2 separate regions of the Homo sapiens genome follow, and region 1 is linked to region 2. A link is a contact called in ENCODE Hi-C or POLR2A ChIA-PET data. All regions are on one chromosome and are shown on one strand. The core of a region is the stretch at or near the end of the contact, and the rest is flanking DNA. Distances in the headings are between cores, read along the strand shown.

Region 1 (4,770 bases), core at 1,534-4,033, 190 kb before region 2:
ACCAAGGTCACAAAACGTGTCAGGGTCAACTAATTCAACCCAGTGGTGGAAGGTGGAAGAGGAATAAAGACGAACTGAGACTAAATTCTTTCACGTTTCTCTTTTCCTTCCCTGGCCAAAAGAAACTTGAGACCACTACCAGTAAGATAAAACTGTAAACATTCTTTTTTTTTTTTTATTAAGAAAGCATGCAAAAAAACAATGACAACAACTTGTGAGACCATATACCCCCTTCCCAGGATGCAGCAATGCAAAGCATTATGGGTGGTGGCACAAAGGACTCACCAAACCAGAAACATGAGGAGCAGGGACTGAGGAGAGAAAGGTTGGGATGGGTGGATCTATACCAAATAATTACTCCTTTTGTCCCTCTCCTCCACTTTCTCTCTTATTTCCTCTTATAGGCAGTGAGCTTCTGCAGTTTTGCACACATCACCCAATACAACAATAATGACTACACTTTGTGTCCAGCAATGCTAGACCAACAAGAAAAAGTAGTATTCTTTTCATTTCATGAAGGGGAGGGGAAACTGAGGCCCAAAGGGAGTCAGGTTTGCCCTGTGCCACGTAGCAAGACTGGGCTTGGTGGAAGGGAGCTGGAATCTCAGGAGGCCTAATGGCCAATCTCCAGTCCCAGACCCAAACTTCAGCTACCCTGGCTGCACGCCAGAATTCTTCATGAGACTAGTTTGCAGAAGACACAGATGAACAAGGGGCATTTGCATGTATGATCCTACCCTTGCAAATCCTGTATGGATCTGAACAGGAAAAGGGTTTAGAAAAGAGAAGTGATCATTTACAAATGGGGAATATTGAGGAGAACTGATGGGAAGTTTTGTATAGGACACACCCTGACTGGAAGGAATAAGGAAGGAAAAGATGCCTAAAATAGGGACACTGGGCAAAGGCATTTTGCCACCCTCTAAGAGAAATTCTCCTTTCCCCAATGGGAAATATTATGTCATACTTCAACCCCACTAAGTGCCCTCCAACATCATGGGAGATTCAAGCCACTCGCACCCCCATTTCTTTCTTAGAAAGGCTTCAAAGAAATAAAGTGCTCTTTAGTTAACTGCCCTATCTTGCCCCTTTACTTCAGCCTCACTGGACTTCTTCAATGAACTCTCATATATAACCCCCTTCCAAAAAAAGGAAAGGGGTGGATGAAAGAAAAAAGCAGGAGAGCGGAACGCCAAACCTCTTGGAAATTATGGGTAAATAAAATAATATGCATGAAAAGCAGAAATCACAAAGAAAGTGGCCTTGTCTATTCCATACATTTTGTCCCACAGCTTTTCAGCAAGTGAAATAAGGACAGAAGTAAAATTGTTCTTCCCTCTCGTAACTAAAATTCAACAATCAACATTAAATATACACTGAGTACTTTGCAACAGTAAGTCATGGCCACCCCTTGTAAAAGAGATGAGTTAGCTCCATACCTTTTTCTGGGGGTCCCCCTTGGCCCTCACTGAACTCTTGCCTCTAGATTATTTACTCTCCTCCACCAATCTCCTTCACCCCTCAAAGCCTACTTGCAAAAGCTTCAGCCAGATGATCTGGATTCCAAGAGAAGCATCTGCCTATATATTTAAAGAACTAAAATATTCCCTATCCATTTCTTTGCCAGCTCTTTTTTCCTCTCCCCATCCTCCTACCACCAACACTAAAGGTTTGGCTCTGCTATGAGAGGTGGGAATGAGATTCCCATCATGTCTCAGGGCACGACGAAACTCAGAGTGATAATGGGTTACTTTTTCTTTCTTGAGAATCCCAGAAAATGAGGGAAGAAAAAAGATGGGTGGAAGATTTGGGCAAACAATTAAAGGAGGACAAACTAATATTTGCTGAATGGGAAAAAGGGATGGGAAGATCATTCGTAAATGCAAATAAGAGCCACAATTAATTTTCAGAGAAAATTATGTTTAAAAAGCCAAAATAGTTAAGTTGGAATCATCTCCAAGAAGCTAAAACCATGCTGAATAGTTGTCCTCATGCCCTACCATAGAAGCAGAGTTTGGGCTAAAACCAATCCTATCTTCTTAGAGAACAGGCTCAAAACAAGCCAATGGACACTGATGTAACATGGCAGTGTATACTCAGTTTCACACTGACTTATATTCCATCCCTTCCAATGGTCTCCAATTCCACTAGGATTTTATTGTCACCCTCCTGCACCACCATCATCACTTTCACCCTTGATAGGAAATACAGACTGGCAGAAGTAAGGATTGAAGGTATAAAGGGACAAGGAAGACCTCAGAGGACAGAATTAGCACCATTTTAAAACCTCCAAATTCTTGGCTGCCAAGTAATGTTTCAGACCCTTTCTACTTGGTAATGTGGCCTCTCCAGTCCTGGCCTGAAACTGATGGGAACAAAAAACAATTTAGGGCCAAAAGGTGGGATTAGCATTGAGTTTCTCCAAGAGAAAGGTAAACTGGAGTCTAAAACCTTTCTCTGTAGCTATCATGGCTTCATCTTCCAGCCTGATGATTTTAAATTAGCAAAAGGTGGACATGATCCATGATGTAGGGACAGGAGACTATGGACAGTATATAACCAATAATAATAATAATAATATAAGAATAATAATAAAAGAACTAGGAAAAAACAGGAAGGAAGAGAGAAGAATGAGGCAGGAAAGAGAGGGTTATCTTCGGCAGCATCTTGCAGTGGCTTCTCTGACAGAGAAAGAACAAAAAGAGGATATATGTCTATATACAGACGGGGGGAAGGGACGGGCTGGGGTTGCTCTTTCCCCACTGCCAGATTTCACCACGCGGCCCTGGGCTGATGTCCACACTCTGTGATGCACTAAGTGATCAAGTCCCAGTCGAAGTCATCAGGGATCTCCTCATTGGCACCAGGAGGTGGCACTGATGGCCGAGGGACCATATGGTGTGCTGTTAGAAAGAAAGAAAGAGAGTAAAAGGAGAGTGGATGGGAAGCTGTTCCCTCAATTTACAAGGACAGTGCTCAGCCCCAGATAACACCACGAAGAAGGCCTTGTGAGGCTATCGCCCTTATCAGCTGGAGTTAATTTTGGTTGCAGGTCACCATTTCAGTGAGGTCTCAGGAAATAAACTAGAGTAAATTACATTCCACAGCAATTAAATATTATGCTGCCATTAACAATTATACTTCTGACGCCAGGCACAGTTGCTCACACTTGTTATCCCAGCACTTTGGGAGGCCAAGGCAGGCGGATCACGAGGTCAGGAATTCGAGACCAGCCTGGCCAACATGGAGAAACCCCATCTCTACTAAAAACTCAAAAAATTAGCTGGGTGTGGTCACATGTGCCTGTAGTCCCAGCTACTCGGGAGGCTGAAGCAGGAGAATGGCATGAACCCGGGAGGTCTTGCAGTGAGCTAAGACCGTGCCATTGCACTCCAGCCTGGGCGATAGAGCGAGACTCCGTCTCAAAAAAAAAAAAAAATTGTACTTCTGAAAACATATGATAATGATAAAATAACATACAGAAGATAATATCATATGGCTGGGCGTGGTGGCTCATGCCTATAATCCCAGCACTTTGAGAGGCCGAGATGGGTGGATCACTTGAGGTCAGGAGTTCTAGACCAGACTGGCCAACATGGTGAAACCCTGTCTCTACTAAAAAATAAAAATTAGCCAGGCACAGTGGCGGGCGCCTGTGATCCCAGCTGCTCGGGAGGCTGAGGCTCGAGAATCACTTGAACCTGGGAGGCGGAGGTTGCAGTGAGCCAGGATCACACCATTGCCTACTGCACTCCAGCCTGGGCAACAGAAAAAGACTCTGACTCAAACAAACAAACAGAAGATAATATCACATGAAATAGCAGTATAGAAATCTGTATTTATATTATATGGACAAAGAATAGAGAGAGTCAGATGTCACCCCCAAAATTGAAAACACGTGTGGTTAGGCAGAATAACAGTGATTTTTCTATGTGTCTAAATGTGAAGGACCTGTTCATTTTGTTCTGTCTGTGGCAATTTAGTGTCTCCCTGCCCCACCCCCACTATCAGAGATACTTCAGTCCCAGACCCCTGATTCTAGAGATCAGGTGACAGGAAAGCAGACATGGGCACACAGCAAGTATGTGTGGATAACAAATTCATTTTATTTGCCTGAGCACATCTTCCATCTAGATTCCAAAGCCACACAAAAATGTTGCACATAGCTATCTTTTGCTTATATGTATGCTTTCACTTCCTTTTACTATTGCAGTTGCTAATTTTAAAGTACATCTAGCCGGGGCCAGTGGATCACGCCTGTAATCCCAGCACTTTGGGAGGCAGAGGCAGGTGGATCACTTGTGGTCAGGAGTTCAAGACAAGCCTAGCCAACATGGCAAAACCCCGTCTCTACTAAAAATACAAAAATTAGCCAGGCATGGTGGTGTGGGTCTGTAGTCCCAGCTAGTTGAGAGGCTCAAGCAGGAGAATCATTTCAACCCAGGAGGTGGAGGTTGTAGTGAGCTGAGATCGCACCACTGTACTCCAGCCTGGGCAACAGAGCGAGACTCTGTTGAAAAGAAAAGAAAAGGGGAAGGGAAAGGGAAGGGAAGGGAAGGGGAAGGGGAAGGGAAGGGAAAGGGAATGGAAGGGAAGGGGAAAGGAAGGGCAAGGGAAGGGGAAGGGGAAGGAAAGGGAAGGGAAGGGAAAGGGAAGGGGAAGGAAAGGGAAGGGAAGGGGAAGGGAAGGGAGGGGAAGGGAAGAGGAAAGGAAGGGGAAGGGAAGGGGAAGGGGAAGGGAAGGGGAAGGAAAGGGAAGGGAAGGGGAAGG
Region 2 (4,922 bases), core at 1,347-3,846:
CTTTTGACATGCCTTTATCACTAATCTTAATCATTTCTAGCTTTTGATTTAAAGTGAGATATGTTTGACTCTTTCACTTGAATTCTTAGATGCCATTTAGGGTTTTTAATTGGCCTAATTTTCAATATTATTGTCTCAGGAAATAGGGAGGCCTGAGAAGAGAGAGAAGGAGAGAGAAATGGGGAATGGCCAGTTAGTGGAGCAGTCAGAATGCATACAGTATTTATTAATTAGATTTATTGTCTTTTTTTATTTTTATTTTCATTTTTTTTTTTGAGACAGAGTCTCACTCTGCCGCCCAGGCTGGAGTGCAGTGGCACGATCTCGGCTCACTGTAACCTCCGCCTCCCAGGTTCAAGAGATTCTCCTGCTTCAGCCTCCCGAGTAGCTGGGACTACAGGCATGTGCCACCACGCCCGGCGAATATTTTGTGTTTTTAGTAGAGATGGGGTTCCACCATGTTAGCCAGGATGGTCTCGATCTCCTGACCTCGTGATCCGCCCACCTTGGCCTCCCAAAGTGCTGGGATTACAGGTGGGAGCCACCGTGCCCAGCCTGCCTGGCTAATTTTTGTATATTCATTGTCTTATATAGGTATGGTTCATGCCAAAACAATGACAATAGTAATATCAAAGATCACTGATCACAGATCACTATAACAGATATAATAATAACGAAATGTTTGAAATATTACAAGAATTACCAGAATGTGGCACAGAGACTCAAAGTGAGCTCATGCTGTTGGAAAAATGAGGCCAATAGACTTGCTTAACATAGGATTGCCACAAACCTTCAATTTGTAAAAAAGCGCAATAGGAGCAAAATGCAATAAAGCGAGATATACCTGTAGTGTGGTCAGGGAAGGCCTCTTTACGGTAAATTTGAGCAGAAACCAGAGTGACATAAAGAGCCGGCCATGAGGAGATCTGAAGAAAGAGTGTTTCAGATAGAGGGAAAGGCATATGAAAATACCCTAAGAGTATGGAGGCTTATCTGATTAGAGCCTGGGTCGGCTGACTCTTTTTGTGCAGATAGAGGCTTTGTGGGCCATAGCGGCTCAGTCACCACTACAGCTACTCAGTTCCAACGTCATAGCATTTAAGCAGCCACGTTCATTACATAAACAAGTGAGCATGCCTGTGTTATAGTAAAAGAGACTTAACAGTAAAAGCTCAGCCGGGCACGGTGGCTCACGCCTGTAATCCCAACACTTTGGGAGGCCGAGGCCGGCGGATGATGAGGTCCGGAGATCGAGACCATCCTGGCTAACATGGTGAAACCCCGTCTCTACTAAAAATACAAAAAATTAGCCAGGCATGGTGGTGCGCACCTGCAGTCCCAGCTAGTTGGAAGGCTGAGGCAGGAGAATGGCTTCAATCCGGGAGGCGGAGGTTGCAGTGAGCTGAGATTGCACCACTGCACTCAGCCTGGGCGACAGAGCGAGACTCCATCTCAAACAACAATAACAACAACAACAAAAGACGTTAAAAGCTCAAACCACAAGAGGAAAAATTGATAAATTTGGGCTTATCAAAATGAAAAGCTTTTGCTCTGCAAAAGGCCCCATGTATATGGTGAAAAGATAGGCTACATTCAGAGAAGATATTTGCAAACCACATATCCCAAAGGATTTGTTTCTAGAGAATGTAAAGCACTCTCAAAATTCAGCAGTAAGCTGTAATCAAAACAATGTGGTGGCCGGGCGCGGGGGCTGACACCTGTAATCCCAGCACTTTGTGAGGCCGAGGCGTGCAGATCACGAGGTTAGGAGATCAAGACCATCCTGGCTACCACAGTGAAACCCTGGCTCTACTAAAAAACACAAAAAATTAGCCAGGCATGGTGGCACATGCCTGTAGTGCCAGCTACTCGGGAGGCTGACGCGGGAGAATCGCTTGAACCCGGGTGGTGGAGGTTGCAGTGAGCCAAGATCATGCCACTGCACCCCAGCCTGGGCAACAGTGAGACTCCGTCTCAAAAAAAAAAAAGAAAAAAAGAAAAAAAAGGAAGATGGTTGATATAGGGAGATAAGTTTTCATCTGAAATAAAAGGAAGTTAGGCTTTTGGCTTCCAAAGCCAAAAGATGTGGCTCACAGGTTTCTCCATAAACAGTATGTTTGTCATTTAGTTTATATGTCAATGAATTGAATGAGCTATGTCCGTATTCCAAGGTTTATTTTTTATTTTTTTTTAAGATGGAGTCACTCTGTCACCCAGGCGGGAGTGCAGTGGCACAATCTCAGCTCACTGCAACCTCTGTGTCCTGGGTTCATTCTCCTGCCTCAGCCTCCCAGGTAGCTGGGACTACAGGCATGCACCAGCACACCCAGCTAATTTTTTTGTATTTTTAATAGAGATGGAGTTTCACAATGGTGGCCATGTGTCTGGAATTGGTGGGTTCTTGGTCTCACTGACTTCAAGAATGAAGCCGCACACCCTCGCAGTGAGTGTTACAGCCCTTAAAGTGGTGCGTCTGGAGTCCCTCCCTTCTGATGTTCAGATGCGTTCGGAGTGTTTTCCTTCTGGTGGGTTCGTGGTCTTGCTGGCTCAGGAGTGAAGCTGCAGACTTCCGCCGTGAGTGTCGCAGCTCTTAAGGCAGCGCGTCAGGAGTCGTTCGTTCCTTCCGGTGGCCTCGTAGTCTCGCTGGGCTCAAAAATGAAGCTGCAGACCTTTGCGGTGAGAGTTACAGCTCATAAAAGCAACGTGGACATAAAAAGTGAGCAGTAGCAAGATTTATTGCAAAGAGTGAAACAACAAAGCTTCAACAGTTTGAAAGGACACCCAAGCTGGTTGCCAATGCGGGCTTGGGCAGCCTGCTTTTATTCTCTTATCTGGCCCCACCCACATCCTGCTGATTGGTAGAGCCGAGTGGCCTGTTTTGTCAGGGGGCTGATTGGTGCGTTTACAATCCCTGAGCCAGATACAAATGTTCTCCACGTGCCCATCAGATTAGTTAGATACAGAGTTTCCACACACAGATTCTCCAAGGCCCCACCAGAGCAGCTAGATAAAGAGTGTCAATTGGTGCACTCACAAACCTTGAGCTAAACACAGGGTGCTGACTGGTGTATTTACAAACCTTGAGCTAGATACAGAGTGCCGATTGGTGTATTTACAATCCCTGAGCTAGACATAAAGGTTCTCCAAGTGCCCACCAGACTCAGGAGCCCAGCTGGCTTCACCTAGTGGATCACGCACCGGTGCTGCAGGTGGAGCTGCCTGCCAGTCCCGCGCCATGTGCTCGCATTCCTTAGCTCTTGGGTGGTCGATGGGACTGGGCGCCGTGGAGCAGGGGGCGGCATTCGTCGGGGAGGCTCGTCCGCACAGGAGGCCACAGAGGGGGTGGGAAGGCTCAGGCATGGCGGGCTGCAGGTCCCGAGCCCTGCCCCGTGGGAAGGCAGCTAAGGCCCGGCGAGAAATCGAGCGCAGCGCCGGTGGGCTGGCACTGCTGGGGGACCCTGTCTCGGCCTTCCAAAGTGCTGGTATTACAGACATGTGCCACCGCATGCAGTTTGGTGTCTTCTTTTTTTTTTTTTTTTTTTTTTTTGAGAGACAAGTCTGGCTCTGTAGCCCAGGCTGGAGTGCAGTGGCGTGATCTCGGCTCACTGCAACCTCCGCCTCCTGGGTTCAAGCAATTCTGCTGCCTCAGCCACCTGAGTAGCTGGGATTACAGGCATGCGCGACCATGCCCAGATAATTTTTGTATTTTTAGTAGAGACGGGGTTTCACCATGTTGGTCAAGCTGGTCTCAAACTCCTCACCTCGTGATCCACCTGACTTGGCCTCCCAAAGTGCTGGGATTGCAGACCTGAGTCACCACACTGGCCTTTGTTTTTGTTTTTTTTTTTTTGAAATGGAGTCTCGCTCTGTCGCCCAGGCTGGAGTGCAGTGGCGTAATCTCAGCTCATTGCAACCTCTGCCTCCCGGGTTCCAGCATTTCTCCTGCGTCAGCCTCCCGAGTAGGTGGGATTGCAGGTGTGCGCCACCATACCTGGCTAATTTTTGTATTTTTAGTATAGATGGGGATTCACCATGTTGGCCAGGCTGGTCTGGAATTCCTGACCTCAGGAGATCTGCTGCCTCAGCCCCTCAAAGTGCTGGGATTACAAGGGTGAGCCTCCGCGCATGGCCTGTTTTTTTTCAGTTAAAGTTTACAAAGCTTTTATGTATGGTTTGTATGGTTTTCGGGACAAGTGAAGGGCTGAAACTTAGTTGTGCGGTTTTGTGGGATAAGTAGAGGCTGAAATACAGCCTGCAATCCACTGGCCAGGCTCTCCTCCTCATCCAGAGGAAGGGGCACATTTTTTCTTTACACAAGAGTACCGTTCCTAGAAAACCTGCTTTTTCCCAAAAGGGCACCTTTGCCTAATTTGCACAAAAGCAATGGAAAAGCTAGCAGTGGTACTGAAAGCATGTATACCAGATAATAGACAGCAGAAATTAATCCCTGGAAGCTACTTAAACATAAAAAAATTTTCTTAGATGTCAACTTAAAAATGTGTAGGGGAAATACATAGTTTTTGAAAATTATTATGGGGAATAAACAAGCCTCCCCCCCACCAAAAAAAAGACTATTGCTCCAAACTCTCTTCCAATGTTGCTCTGGTGCCTTTTCCTCACCTTGCACTACAGATCTTCACATCTCCCCTCTCTCTTTGGTTCTTCCTTTTGGCTGCTTCTTTCTTTAAACAACTGATAATTAATTTATGAAAACAGTTGATGCCGGGCGAGGTGGCTCACGCCTGTAATCCCAGCACTTTGAGAGACCGAGGTGGGTGGATCACTTGTGGTCTGGAGTTTGAGACCAGCCCGACCAACATGGAGAAACCCCGTCTCTACTAAAAATAAAAAATTAGCTGGGCATGGTGGTGCATGCCTCTAATCCTAGCTACTCGGGAGGCTGAGGCAGGAGAATCGCTTGA

The links. Hi-C counts contacts between places; a loop is a spot of excess contacts on that map. ChIA-PET counts read pairs that join two places held with the same protein, here RNA polymerase II (POLR2A). Pooled maps may share reads with other maps.
Region 1: POLR2A ChIA-PET joins it to region 2 with 22 read pairs in PC-9. The contact joins two enhancer-like sites. A Hi-C loop is called at or near these places in 3 of 168 maps with a recorded cell type or tissue (B cell, endothelial cell of umbilical vein and naive thymus-derived CD4-positive, alpha-beta T cell) and 9 of 50 pooled maps. POLR2A ChIA-PET finds 5 or more read pairs at or near these places in 3 of 52 experiments (PC-9, activated CD8-positive, alpha-beta memory T cell and activated T-cell).

Annotation. Positions count from the first base shown.
Region 1 is chr12:8,050,895-8,055,664 of GRCh38, reverse strand. It overlaps FOXJ2 (forkhead box J2), which reads right to left. Exons shown (of 11, transcript NM_018416.3): 11 at 148-2,903. The coding sequence ends at 2,815. Among named protein-coding and RNA genes, the nearest start is that of C3AR1, 13 kb to the left of the region's middle. Within about 2 kb of position 2,783, at least 6 of the 41 ENCODE cell types and tissues checked have a DNase peak (open chromatin) inside an H3K27ac peak, as active enhancers do.
Region 2 is chr12:7,860,890-7,865,811 of GRCh38, reverse strand. The region is part of intron 2 of SLC2A14 (solute carrier family 2 member 14); the gene reads left to right. Among named protein-coding and RNA genes, the nearest start is that of SLC2A14, 9.6 kb to the left of the region's middle. RefSeq lists enhancers at 1,682-2,183, 4,429-4,922 and a silencer at 2,872-3,072. Within about 2 kb of position 2,596, at least 3 of the 41 ENCODE cell types and tissues checked have a DNase peak (open chromatin) inside an H3K27ac peak, as active enhancers do.